2 separate regions of the Homo sapiens genome follow, and region 1 is linked to region 2. The links are chromatin contacts, found by Hi-C or POLR2A ChIA-PET in ENCODE. All regions are on one chromosome and are shown on one strand. The core of a region is the stretch at or near the end of the contact, and the rest is flanking DNA. Distances in the headings are between cores, read along the strand shown.

The links. A loop is a pair of places that touch in the nucleus more often than their neighbours do. ChIA-PET counts read pairs that join two places held with the same protein, here RNA polymerase II (POLR2A). Pooled maps may share reads with other maps.
Region 1: a map of dorsolateral prefrontal cortex shows a loop between it and region 2 (2.5-fold over the local background). The contact joins the promoter of SLC29A4 here to the enhancer-like site in region 2. A Hi-C loop is called at or near these places in 15 of 168 maps with a recorded cell type or tissue (Caco-2, HCT116, HepG2 and 10 more), 28 of 37 single-sample maps with no recorded cell type and 22 of 50 pooled maps. POLR2A ChIA-PET finds 5 or more read pairs at or near these places in 13 of 52 experiments (CD8-positive, alpha-beta memory T cell, H1, HCT116 and 8 more).

The regions. Positions count from the first base shown.
Region 1 is chr7:5,278,861-5,285,234 of GRCh38, forward strand. It overlaps SLC29A4 (solute carrier family 29 member 4), which reads left to right and starts at 4,083. Exons shown (of 11, transcript NM_153247.4): 1 at 4,083-4,222. RefSeq lists silencers at 4,008-4,157, 6,078-6,372 and enhancers at 4,957-5,522, 5,523-6,089.
Region 2 is chr7:5,236,983-5,243,312 of GRCh38, forward strand. No RefSeq gene overlaps it. Among named protein-coding and RNA genes, the nearest start is that of SLC29A4, 43 kb to the right of the region's middle. RefSeq lists enhancers at 3,236-3,530, 4,004-4,093. Within about 2 kb of position 3,716, at least 9 of the 41 ENCODE cell types and tissues checked have a DNase peak (open chromatin) inside an H3K27ac peak, as active enhancers do; they include dorsolateral prefrontal cortex, where a contact is called at or near this core.

The sequences.
Region 1 (6,374 bases), core at 2,833-5,332, 42 kb after region 2:
GTTTTTTCCTTTTTTGTTTTTTTTTTTTTGTTTTTGGCACACAGCGGAAGGTATCTTTTGTGTTTCCCTTTGCTGTTTCTGTATCCCCTAACGCTGTCATGCTGCCAGCTTTCCATATTATTCTAAATCTTCCTAACCGCATAGCCTGGTGGTGACTTCAGATTTCTCTGCAGGGTTACATATTATTTCACTGATTTCTCTGGGTTTTTCAAATATAACAATCATGTCATCTGTTCCCCATGGCGGGTAACGTAAATCGGGGACTCGTCTTGGCCAAGGGGACTATTTGCAGTGTTTGGCTCTTATGACGAACGTCTTTGTATATAAAAACTTTTCTGCATTTAGAAATATTTCCTCAGGCCAGATTTTTCTGGACCAAAAGGTAAGCATGTCTTTTAAGCCAGTTTATGTTCCAAAAGGGTTGGTCCCATTTTCAGTCCCACCAGCAACCCAGCAATGGGGAGATCTGGAAAAAAAAAAAAAAGAAAAAGAAAAGCCTTGTGGCGGGCGCGGTGGCTCATGCCTGTAATCCCAGCACTTTGGGAGGCCAAGGCAGGCAGATCACCTGAGGTCAGGAGTTTGAGACCAGTGGTGAAACCCTGTCTCTACTAAAAATACAAAAATTAACTAGGCGTGGTGGTGGGTGCCTGTAATCCCAGCTACGTGGGAGGCTGAGGCAGGAGAATCGCTTGAACTGGGGAGGCAGAGATTGCAGTGAGCTAAGATCGCACCACTGCACTCCAGCCTGGGTGACAGAGCGAGACTCTGTCTCAAAAAAAAAAGCATTGCTCCAAGGATTCCAACCCCTCACCATGGCCAACAAGACCCCCCTTGGCTGTTTCCCTTCTCCAACCTCACCTCCCTTCTCCCCGCTGTCCCTGTTCCCACAACAGTGGCCCTCCTGTTCTTGAATTAAATGAGCTGTTTCCAGACTCAGCACTTTGCATTGGCTGTTCCCTGTGCTGGGAACACCCTTCCCACTAACATTTCCATCATTCAAATCTCTCAGTTCAGATATCGCTTTCTCAGACCACCTGGATACCAAAGCCCAGCCCTGTCCCCTAGTCACGTGCTGGTGCCTGCTCCACCCCCATCTAGTCTTCCAAGCATTTGATGCTTCCGAAATTACTGTACCTGTTTATTGCCAGCACCCACCAGTTAAGTGCAACTCCAGGGGAGCAGGGACCCCTTGATGCGTCCCCTGCCTCTAGAAAATGTCTCACATGCACCTAATAATGTTTTTATTATTGATTTACTTATTTATTTTTAGAGACAGGGCTTTGCTCTATTGTCCAGGCTGGGGGGCAGTGGCACAATGATAGCTCACTGCAGCCTCCACCTCCCAGGCTAACACAATCCTCCCGCCTCAGCCTCCCGAGTAGCTGGGATTACAGGCACACACCACCATGCCCAGCTTATTTTCGCTTTTTTTTTTTTTTTTTTTTTTCTTGGTAGAGATAGAGTCTCTATGTTGCCCAGGCTGGTCTCAAACTCCTGGGCTCAAGCCATCCTCTCGCCTTGGCCTCTCAAAGTGCTGGGATTATAGGCGTGAGCCGCTGCACCTGGCCCACCAAATAATTCTTATCTGGAAACCCCACCCCCACATCCAGGACAAGGCAGGGATCCCCGTTGAAAGCTCTAGGCTTATGGGAAGCACTGGAGCTTGTGAACTTTATTTTTATTTTATTTTATTTTATTTTTTCCAGATGGAGTTTTGCTCTTGTCACCCAGGTTGGAGTGCAGTGGAGCCATCTCGACTCACTGCAACCTCTGCCTCCTGGGTTCAATCAATTCTCCCGCCTCAGCCTCCTGGGTAGCTGGGATTACAGGCGCCCACCACCACGCCCAGCTAATTTTTGTATATTTAGTAGAGACGGGGTTTCACCACGTTGGCCAGGCTGGTCTCGGGCTCCTGACCTCAGGTGATCCGCCCACCTTGGCCTCCCAATGTGCTGGGATTATAGGTGTGAGCCACTGCGCCCAGCCGTCATGAACTTTAAGATTAACTAGTTGGAGCAATGGACTGGGCCCCCCTGCAGCAGCACCCCCAACCTCCGCCCAGACAGCAGCAGAGGAAGGAGAGGGGTGTCCCGCCCTAAGAGTGCGTCAGCAGCCCCCGCCACCAGGTGATTCCATTCACCTGGGAGAAAACGGAGGCTCCCAGGTGAATGGAGTCACCTCACTCAACACTTCCTTATTCAGCTCCCAATGCAGTCTGCCCTTCAAGCAAATATTTGGCTCCTGCTGTATGCCAGCCCCTGTATGCCTCACTGCGCACTGAGGATCCAAAGAGAACGAAAGCAGGTCTCTACTTTCAGGGGGCTCCCAGTCCTTTAGAAGGGATGGGCAAGGCCTGGAGCAAAGGTGCTGACCCCATTGGTGGCGGGGCAGAAGAAACCGTGGGGGCTCCCTGGAGCGCTGACAACGGAGATGTTGCTTAAGGGGGAGAAGGAGCTGATCTGGTGGAAAGTGAAGGAAGGGCCTCAGGTAGGAGCCTGGTGGGGGCCTGGGCAGGCGCCTGTATCCATCCCACCTGGTGGCTCAGACCCGGAGGGTCTCTCCTGATTCCCATAGACAGGCCCCCACAGAGACCCAGGACAGGTGTGATTCCCACCTGGTTCCTGATTTCACCTCGAGGCTGGACCCTTCTCCCAGCCAGTAACACTCCCAGTCCCCCAGGGCTGGCTGATGTCCTATACCTGGGTCCCCTGGGCTCTGCTCAGTCTGTCCTAGAGCCAGGCTACAGGTGAGTAGAGGGAGAATAGGGCGGGGTCATGATTCCATTCACCTGGGAGAAAAACGGAGGCTCCCAGGCAAAGGGAGTCATGGGAAGCAACCTAGCCAGTTCTGATCCCAAGCTGGGAGGAGAAAGGGAGCGGGTCGAGGTAGGAACCAAGTGAGGGCAGGGCATGACTGAGGGTCGGCCACAGCCCCCACTCCTGGCTGGACTTGCTCTCCGCCCCTTCTCCAGCAGGTGAACTCCTACCCGTCCTTCGAAACTTTCAATCTGGTCACCCAGTGGCCTCGTGACTGAACCTACCCACCCACTGGCGGCGTTGCTGGCCTCCCAGGCGAGTGGATCTGTTGAGGGGGAGCAGCCTGGGCACCAAGGCTGAGGGGTGGGCAGCGGGGGTGGTGGGCTGGGTCAGCCGCAGGTCACCCGGCCCTCCCGGGGCCACCATGCCGCACCCTGGTGTGTTGGGGATCCTGATTTCAGCCTCAGCCTGGGCCTGGCGCCTGCACAGCCCAGCTGGATGGAAGGGTGGGGGGAGGGAGAAAGGAAGAAAGGAGATGGGAGCAGAGGGGAGGAGGGGGAAGATGGGGGAGAGGGGAGGGAAGAGGAAGGGGAAGGAGAGGGAGGGAGGAGGGGGAGAAAAGAGGAGGATGGAGGAGGAGTGGGGATGGTAGAAGGGAGGAGGGAGGGAAGACAGAGGGAGGACTGAGTAGGAGAATGGGGAAAGCGGAGGAGGGAGGGAGAGGGAGGAGGGGAGAGACAGGAAGGGAGGAAGAGTGAGGAGGAGAAAGGGAGGAGGGTGGAGGGGAGGGGAGAAGGGAGGAGAGCAGGAGGAGGGTAATGGAGGACTTTGGAGGAGGGGAGGGGTGGGAGGAGGGAAGGGGAGGGAAGAGAAAGGGGGAGGAGTGGGAGGGAGGAGGAGAGAAAGGGAAGGGGAAGAGAGGAGGAGTGGGGAGAATGGAGAGGAAGGGGAGAGGAGAGAGAAGAGGTGGGAGGTGGAGGAAGAGGGAGGGGAAGAGGAGGAATGGGGAGGAGGGAGAGAGGAGGTAGAAGGGGAGGGAGGAGGAGGGAGAGGGGGAAGAGAGGAGGAGGAATGGGGAGGAGGAAGAAGGGGAGGGAGAGGGAGGAGAAGAGAGGAATGGAGAGGGAGGGAAAGAGAGGAGGAATGGGGAGGAGGGGGAGGGAGGAGAGGAGGGTGAAGGGAGGAGGGAAGAGGGTGAGGAAGGGGGAGGGGAGGGGGAGGGAGGAGAGAGGAGCGAGAGGGAAGAGGGAGGAGGAGGGGGGAGGAGGAGGGAGGGGCGGGGCCGGGCGCGGGGGGCGGGCAGAGGCGGGGCGTGGTGGCCTGGGCTGTGCTCGTCGCCGCGCTCGTGGACCGGGGCCGGGCGGACTCGGGGACCGGCGGAGGACGCCGGGCGCGCCCGGCCCGAGGCTGGGGGAGCGGGGCGGCGTGGCGGGCGCGCCGAGGACCCCAGGCCGGGCCGGGCCGAGGTAAGCGGTGGCCGCGGGACGCGGGGAGACGCCGGCGGGGACCTGTCGGAGCCTTTGTCTGCGGCGCGCGCGGCTTCCCCCGCCCCCTCCCGCCCGCCCGGGCGCTGCCCCCTCTCCCCAGCCCGCCCCTGTCCCGGGAACCCGAGGCCACCCCGGCCGCGTCCTGAGCGGCCCAGCCCCCCGCGCCCGGCGACAAGCGCGGACCCGGACCCCTGGGCCCTCGCCATGGAGGGGGTCGGCGCCACCGCCTCCCTGAGCACCGCGCGGGGGTCCTCCCGCACGAAGTTCCTCCCCGGACCCCCCCGCGCCACCCCATCGCTCCCCTGCCCCCGCCGGCCCCTTCCTCGTTCTCGGAAAAAGCGGCCGGGAGAGGCGGGGCCTGGGCTCCGGGGTCACCTCGGGACGGCCCAGGGGGTCTGTCCTTTGCCTGGGGGCGCAGGTCCGCGAGCCAACTTTGCGGCTGATGAGGCCGGACAGGCGGCAGAAAGGCGCGGCGACCCGGGCCGGGGAGGGCGGTGGGCCCGGGGGGCCAGCCTGTGGCCCCTGCATGCATCGGTCCCCGGGGGGCTGCAGAAAGGGGGTGGCCGGAGGGGCTTGTAACCCACCCCCACAGGAGTTGGAGCAGCTTAGACCGCTGGGCTGCGGAAAGGGCAGCAGAGGCATCGTTAGCCCCGGTTAACGGGGACCAGGGGTGTACCAGGCATCAACTAACCAGGGCTGGTGACTGAGCCGGGAGTGCGAGCCCAGGCCCGCTTTCCAAGTGGAATTCGGTTCCCCTGGTCCTTCCTGGCTGGCCGGAGGAGCGCGGCCCCCGAGTGAGGCCAGACTGGCTTTGGGGTCCCGACGCCCAGCGCTTCCAGCTGCCCTGGGCCACTGTGCACTTCAGGCCCAGTGGAAATGGGAGGAGCCGGAGGGGGTCACTGGGCCAGGCTCCAGTCTGAGCTGCACGACCCCCCCCCCCACCCCCGACTTGGCCTCTCTGTGCCTCAGTCGCCCTCCCTGCAAAGTGGTGAGGGGCCTTGGCCAGAAGCAGTGGCTCACTCCTGTAATCTTGGTTCTGGGAGGCCGGGGCTGAGGGATCACCTGAGGCCAGGAGTTCAAGGCCAGCTTGGGCAACAGAGCAAGACCCCACCTCTACAAAAATAGAAATTAAAAAAATTAATAAATGGGGGAGAGCGGTGGGAGCCCTGCCTTGCCCATAGCAGTGTTAAGTGGCAGCTTGTGCAACTGTTGAATGCCTACTGTGTGCAGCTGAGCCTACCCCACCAGCCACCCACCCAGTCCCTGTTTGTGACGTACTCTCACCCTCTTCTTCCTCTACTGAGTTGTGAGGTGGGGAAACTGAGGCCTGAGGGGTGGCCTCAAGGCCAAAAAAATGACCTGTGTCTTCTCAAGGGCCCCCTGGGTCAGGCATCAAGGGGTCACGGCAGCGCAGAGTGGAGGAGCAGGGCCAAGCCCTGTAAACACTGGAGTTATTAAGCCAGTGTGCATGTCGTTAAATTTTAACTAAGGGGGGACAGGGCAGGAGGCCCTGGGTTGCCTTCCCTGGGGCGCAGTAGGCTTGGATGTGGGGGGCCGGGAAGGACAGAGTTGGAGGCCTGTGGCCCAGGAAAGGTGGGGGAGAGCGGCTGCAGCAGGGTCCCCACCCCCTCCACCATGGGGACAGTGGCTGGCCAAGCCGGGCAGTGTGGGTGGCAGCTGCCCACTTTGCCGACTAAGCCAGAGGGGACAGCAGCCGCCTCCTGGCTGGATGCCAAGCACGTCCGCCTTCCTGGGTGGCGTGGCCTCCGGGCAAGGCAGAAACCTCGGCTTTCTGGCCAGGAGTGTTCAGGGCACTGCACGTCCAGGGAAGCATCTTGGGGGCTCTTGCTGAACACAGACCAGGCCTTTCTGGGTTCAGATGTCCTCCTGGGCTGGGCTGGCATCCTGAGCAGGTGGCAGGAGGAGCATTTGATTGTTGTAGACTGTCACCCTGACACCATCCCCTTTCCTGGCTCTGCAGGCTGAAGAAGGGCCCCGGGGTCTCTAAGCCTTTGCTGACTCTCTGGCGCCTCCCAACGACTCTTGAGCTCAGGCTCCTGTGTCCACTTCACAGGGGAGACAGGTGTGCGGAGCCCGCCCAGAGCCACCCTCGTTCAAGCCCAGCCCAGCT
Region 2 (6,330 bases), core at 2,466-4,965:
GAGGCCGAGGCGGGTGGATCACGAGGTCAGGAGATCGAGATAGTCCTGGCTAACACGGTGAAACCCCGTCTCTACTAAAAATACAAAAAAGTAGCCGGGCGTGGTTGCAGGCGCCTGTAGTTTCAGCTACTCGGGAGGCTGAGGCAGGAGAATGGCCTGAACCCGGGAGGTGGAGCTTGCAGTAAGCCGAGATCGCCCACTGCACTCCAGCCTGGCGACAGAGTGAGCCTCCGTCTCAAAAAAAAAAAAAAGAAAAAGAAAAAAGAAAACAAAAAGAAACCCAGCTCTCCCAGGGTGGGGGGCATTACACAGGGGAGCCCCTCCGGGTGTCGCCGCAGCTGAATGATTGCGTTGGTGGAACAGCTGGCCCGCTTGTGCGTGGGCCAGGACACGGTGGACCTGTTCCGCCTGCGTTCTTGCCGGTCCATGTTTGGATTAGCATGTGAGTTTAAACATAGTGCTGATGCGGCGATTCTTCTAGAAGCACATCCTTCTCTGAGCTGAATTGCTTCATCACACACTTCCTTCTGGCTTGGGGAGTTCCTTTTCATCAAAGGCCAAGCCTTGTGTGTTTCGGTCCTGCCCATCTCCGTGCGGCCTGCGGGACGTTGGTTGGCGTGGAGTCTTCACAGCCGGCTGTCCAGGCTGGCAGCTCTCCCATCAGGGCTTCTCACAGCCACCGTCTGTCTGAGCAGACGCTGAGCATCGTGTCATCCCTCGGACACACACAAGACTCCACTATTCCCTGTGCTGATTTCTGTTTCTGTTACAGCTTCTGCTTCTGATTTTATTTTTTTTTTCTTTGAGATGGGAGTCTCGCTCTGTAGCCCAGGCTGGAGTGCAATGACATGATCTTGGGTCACTGCAACCTCCACCTCTCAGGTTCAAGCAGTTCTCCTGCCTCAGCCTCTGGAGTAGCTGGGATTACAGGTGCGCACCACCAAGCCTGGATAATTTTGCATGTTTCTGTAGAGACGAGGTTCCACCATGTTTCCAAGGCTGTTCTCAAACTCCTGGCCTCGGCCGGGCGCGGTGGCTCACGCCTGTAATCCCAGCACTTTGGGAGGCTGAAGTGGGCGGATCACCTGAGGTCAGGAGTTCGAGACCAGCCTGGCCAATATGGTGAAACCCCGTCTCTACTAAAAAAGAAAAAAAAATTAGCCTGGCTTGGTGGTGCGCCCCTGTAGTCCCAGCTACTCGGGAGGCTGAGGCAGAAGAATCACTTGAACCTGCGAGACGGAGGTTGCAGTGAGCCAAGATCACGCCACTGCACTCCAGGCTGGGCGACAGAGCAAGACTCTGTCACAAAAAACAAACAAACAAACAAACAAAAAAACCTCCTGACCTCAGGTGATCCACCCGACTCGACCTCCCAAAGTGTTGAGATTACGGGCGTGAGCCACTGCGCCCGGCCCTGTTGCTGCTTTTAGAAGTGGCTTTTTCTTCCTGTGCGACATTACTTTTTAGTGGGTCAGCGCAGAAATGTGCTTGGGCTCCCTGCGACGGCGAAGCACCTTTCCTCAAGGGAATCTGAAGACTTTTCCCTGCCTTTCCTCTCCCTCGGGGAGGTCCCCTCAGCGCCCTCCTCTTGACCTTCCCTGGTGCGTTTAGTGCTGAGCCTGTGCCTGAGCCTGGGGACCTGGGAGAGTTCGGACCGAAGTCCACCGAGGGCCGCAGAACGGCAGGGTTGGGGAACTGGCTCCCTGGCGCGCACAGCTCTGTCTGCAGGGCGCGGATCTGCGCTCGGTGTGAGGAGGCACGGTGCATGTTAAGTCGAGAAACTTCTAAACTCCGCCACCAGCTTTGGAAATAACAGCTGGGATTTTCTGCTTAAACCAGCATCCCAGAGCACACGGGTACTAACTAGCAGAAGCCCTAAGTAAAATGAAACGGGCTCTGAAGGAAGTCCTGGAGCCTCCTGCCCGCCTGCCCTCGCCATTCATTCAGTCCTGCAGTGACTCTGAGGAATGGCGTGGGCGGGAGGACAAGTCACCTTTAAAGCCAAGCACCCGGTGGGCGCAGAGGGTCCCGCCTGGAATCCCAGCACTTCGGGAGGCTGATGCGGGCGGATCACGAGGTCAGGAGTTCGAGACCAGCCTGGCCAAAATGGTGAAACCCCGTCTCTACTAAAAATACAAAAAATTGCCTGAGCGCGGTGGCTCACGCCTGGAATCGCAGCACTTTGGTAGGCCGAGGCAGGCAGATCACAAGGTCAGGAGTTCGAGACCAGCCTGGCCAACGTGGTGAAACCCCATCTCTACTAAAAATATAAAAAAATTGGCTGAGCGTGGTGGCGCGTGCCTGTAATCCCAGCAACTCGGGAGGCCGAGGCAGGAGAATCGCTTGAACCCGGGAGGCGGAGGTTGCAGTGAGCCGAGATGGCGCCACCGCACTCCAGCCTGGACGACAGAGTGAGACTCTGTCTCAAAAATAAATAAATAAATAAATAAATAATGCAGATATCTTTAGAAATATAAAATAGTATCCTAGGGGCCAGGCACAGTGGCTCACACCTGTAATCCCAGCACTTTGAGAGCCCGAGGTGAGAGGATTGCTTGAGGCTGGGAGTTGAAGACCAGCCTGGGCAACAGAGCAAGACCCCCGTCTTTACGAAAAATTAAAAAATTAGCCAGGTGTGGCCGGGCATGGTGGGTCACGCCTGTAATCCCAGCACTTTGGAGGCCGAGGCAGGAGAATCACAAGGTCAGGAGATCAAGACCATCCCAGCTAACACGGTAAAACCCCCTCTCTACTAAAAATACAAAAACTTAGGCGGGCGTGGTGGCGGGCGCCTGTAGTCCCAGCTACTCGGGAGGCTGAGCCAGGAGAATGGCGTGAACCCGGGAGGCGGAGCTTGCAGTGAGCCGAGATCGCGCCACTGCACTCCAGCCTGGGCGACAGAGCGAGACTCCAGCTCAAAAAAAAAAAAAAAAAAAAAAAAAAAAATTAGCCAGGTGGGCTGATATGCCCAGCTACTCAGGAGGCTGAGACAGGAAGATCACTTGAGGCCAGGAGTTCGAGACCAGCCTGGGCAACAGTTTGAGACCCGCCGCAGCCTCTACCAAAAAAAAAAATAATAATATTCTAGTTTACAAGCATGCTACAGTTACAAACTCTTCCTTGGTAAGATTTTCCTCCCCAGAGCGCTGTTGTCAGACTCCTGGAGCTGCTGAGGCCCTGCAAGCTGGGTAGACAAGGGAGGCAGGCCGGGCCAGGTGAGCTCCCCTGCACCCCTCCCCGCCCCCGCCCTGCCTTTCCTGTGTTTCTCTGGACCCTAACGCTGCGAGACACAGACGGATAGACCATCAGGACCTCAGGAGCCGCCTGAGTCTCCTCCCAACCCCGAGCTCTGAGGAGGGTGGATGGTTTTCTTCACGGCCACTAGGTGGTGGAAGTCTCCCAACTGTGCAGACATCTGCGGGGCTGGTGGGTTGGCGAGCTGTGGGGGAGGGTGCCCTGGTCAGACTGTGTCCTTGGGGGCTGGGCGGTCGCACCCGGGAGCTTCGCCAATGTGCTAGTTTGAATGAACTCCCAATGCAAAAATGGCAAACAGAGGCCGTGGAGAAACCTGGCTTCCTCCGACAATGGGAATTTCACTCTGTTCTCGTTACCGCCTGTGGATGAATGTGGGTCTCGGAGGGCGCCTCTCCCTCCGGGGAGAGGGTGACCTTGCCACAGTGGGACTCCATTCCAGCGGCAGCTCCCTCCCCTGTCTGTAGCCCCACGGCCTCCTGGCCGCCTGCCTTCTTATTGGCCACCCCTCCCCTCTCAACGACCTGTTTCCTAATCATGCCATTCCCCCGCGGGAGAGCCGATTCATCACCATTTAAAATGGTGAATCGATAAAGCCGGTCAGGCCGGGCGAGGTGGCTCACGTCTGTAATCCCAGCACTTTGGGAGGCTGAGACAGGCGGATCACCTGAGGTCAGGAGTTTGAGGCCAGCCTGGCCAACATGGTGAAACCCCGTCTCTACTAAAAATACAAAAATTAGCTGGGCATGGTAGCGGGCGCCTGTAATCCCAGCTACTCAGGAGGCCGAGGCAGAACACTAACTTGAACCTGGGAGGCGGACGTTGCAGTGAGCCGAGATCGCGCCACTGCACTCCAGCCTGGGCGACAGAGTGAGAGTGCATGTCAAAAAAAAAAGAAAGAAAGAAAAAGAAAAAGCCAGTCAGATCTAGAGAGGGCGACCGGAGCATCACCCCCAGACGGCTTGACTCTGAGCTCCTGACCTCAGCCTTCAGACAGAGGCTCTCCCAACACACACACACATAGACACGTGCGCACACACACACACACACACACACACACACCCCGCACCAGCAAACGCTGTCTGCTCTGAAGCAGGCACTGTGTAGTCTGATATGTCCCCGGGGAAGGAGGGTGGCCAAGCACAGACAGCTCCCGAGAGAGCCTGAGGAGAGAGCTGCCCAGCACCTCAGGATGGAGAAAGTGCTAGAGAGGCCCTTGGCTTCCCTGCATCCCACGGAGATAACAGCAGGTACAGGGAGTGAGGTTCGAGAGCAGTGAGTGTAAACCATAAGGCTCTGCCTGGGCAATACATGGTCCTTTCTCTCTTTTTTTTCCCTCCCTTCCTTCCTTCCCTCCCTCCCTCCTTCCTTCCTTTTTTTTTTTTTTTTTTGAGATGGAGTTTCACTCTGTCACCCATGCTGGAGTGCAGTGGTACAATCTCAGCTCACCGCAACCTCCGCCTCCCAGGTTCAAGCGATTCTCCTGCCTCAGCCTCCCGAGTATCTGGGATTACAGGCACGTGCCACCACGCCTGGGTAATTTTTGTACTTTTAGTAGAGATGAGGTTTCGCCATGTTGGCCAGGCTGGTCTCGAACTCCTGACCTTAGGTGATCCGCCTGCCTCGGCCTCCCAAAGTGCTGGGATTACAGGCATGAGCCGCTGCACCCAGCCTCATTCTTTCTTTTTTCTTTTAGAGTTCGGGTCTCACTCTGTCACCCAGGCTGGAGTGCAGTGGTGGGATCACAGCTCACTGCAGCCTCAACCTCCTGGGCTCAAGTGATCCTCCCACCTCAGTCTCCCAAGTAGCTGGGACTCCTGGTGCCCACTACTATGCCTTTTTGTAGAGGCAGGTTCTCGGTACATTGCCCAGGCTGGTCTTAAACTCCTGGGCTCAAGCAGTCCTCCTACCTCAGTTTCCCAAAGTGCTGGGAATACAGTCATGAGGCACCACACGCAGCCACCTACTCATTCTAAGACCATTCCTTCCCTGTGGTGGTGTTTATGAAATTGGAGTGTTAGGGGCGGGGCACGGTGGCTCACGCCTGTAATCCCAGCACTTTGGAAGGCCAAGGCAGGTGGATCATTCGAGGCCAGGAGTTCGAGGCCAGCCTGGCCAACATGGCAAAGCCCCGTCTCCTTTAAAAAATACAAAAATTAACCAGGCTTGGTGGTGCGTGCCTGTACTCCCAGCTACTCAGGAGGCTGAGGCACGAGAATCGCTTCAACCCAGGAAGCGGAGATTGCAGCGAGTTAAGATCGCACCCCTACACTCCAGCCTGGGTAACAGAGTGAGACTCTGTCAGAAAGAAAGAAAGAAAGAGAGAGAGAGGGAGGGAGGGAGGGAGGGAAAGAAAGAGAGAGAGAGAAAGATAGAAAGAAAGGAAGGAAGGAAAAGAAAGAGAGAGAGAAAGAAAGAAAGAATGAAAGAAAGGAAGGAAGGAAAGAAGGAAGGAAGGGAAAGAAAGAGAGAAAGAAAGGAAGGAAGGAAGGAAGGAAGGAAAAGAAAGAGAGAGAAAGAAAGGAAGGAAGGGAAAGAAAGAGAGAGAGAAAGAAAGAAAGGAAGGAAGGGAAAGAGAGAGAAAGAAAGAAAGGAAGGAAGGAAGGGAAAGAAAGAGAGAAAGCAAGCAAGCAAGCAAGCAAGCAAGAAAGAAAGAAAGAAAGAAAGAAAGAAAGAAAGAAAGAAAGAAAGAAAGAAAATTGGAGTGTTTCACAGCCCAGGGTCATTAATTTGGCCACCTGTCCCCTGGAAATCCGTAACTAAGTGACACCTTAGAATGAAAGAAACGCCTCATGGTGTGCACAGTGACCCATTGGCTTCAGGGCACTTTGCTCACAAAACACCCCTCCCCAAATAGAAGACTCTCCTGGGCAAGGTAACTCATCCCAGCTGGTGGCACAGGGCAGGACAGGGTTCAGTTGCTCCTGGCAGAGGCTGAGGGAACAGGGCCGGGGGAGGCCCCTGCTGTCCTTGTCTGAAGAGCCAGGATCTGCATAGCTCCCCACCCTCAGCCACCCCACCCTGGCTTCCCTGGGCCCCTTCTGAGATGCAGAGATGCGTTCTGGGATTGGCCACCAT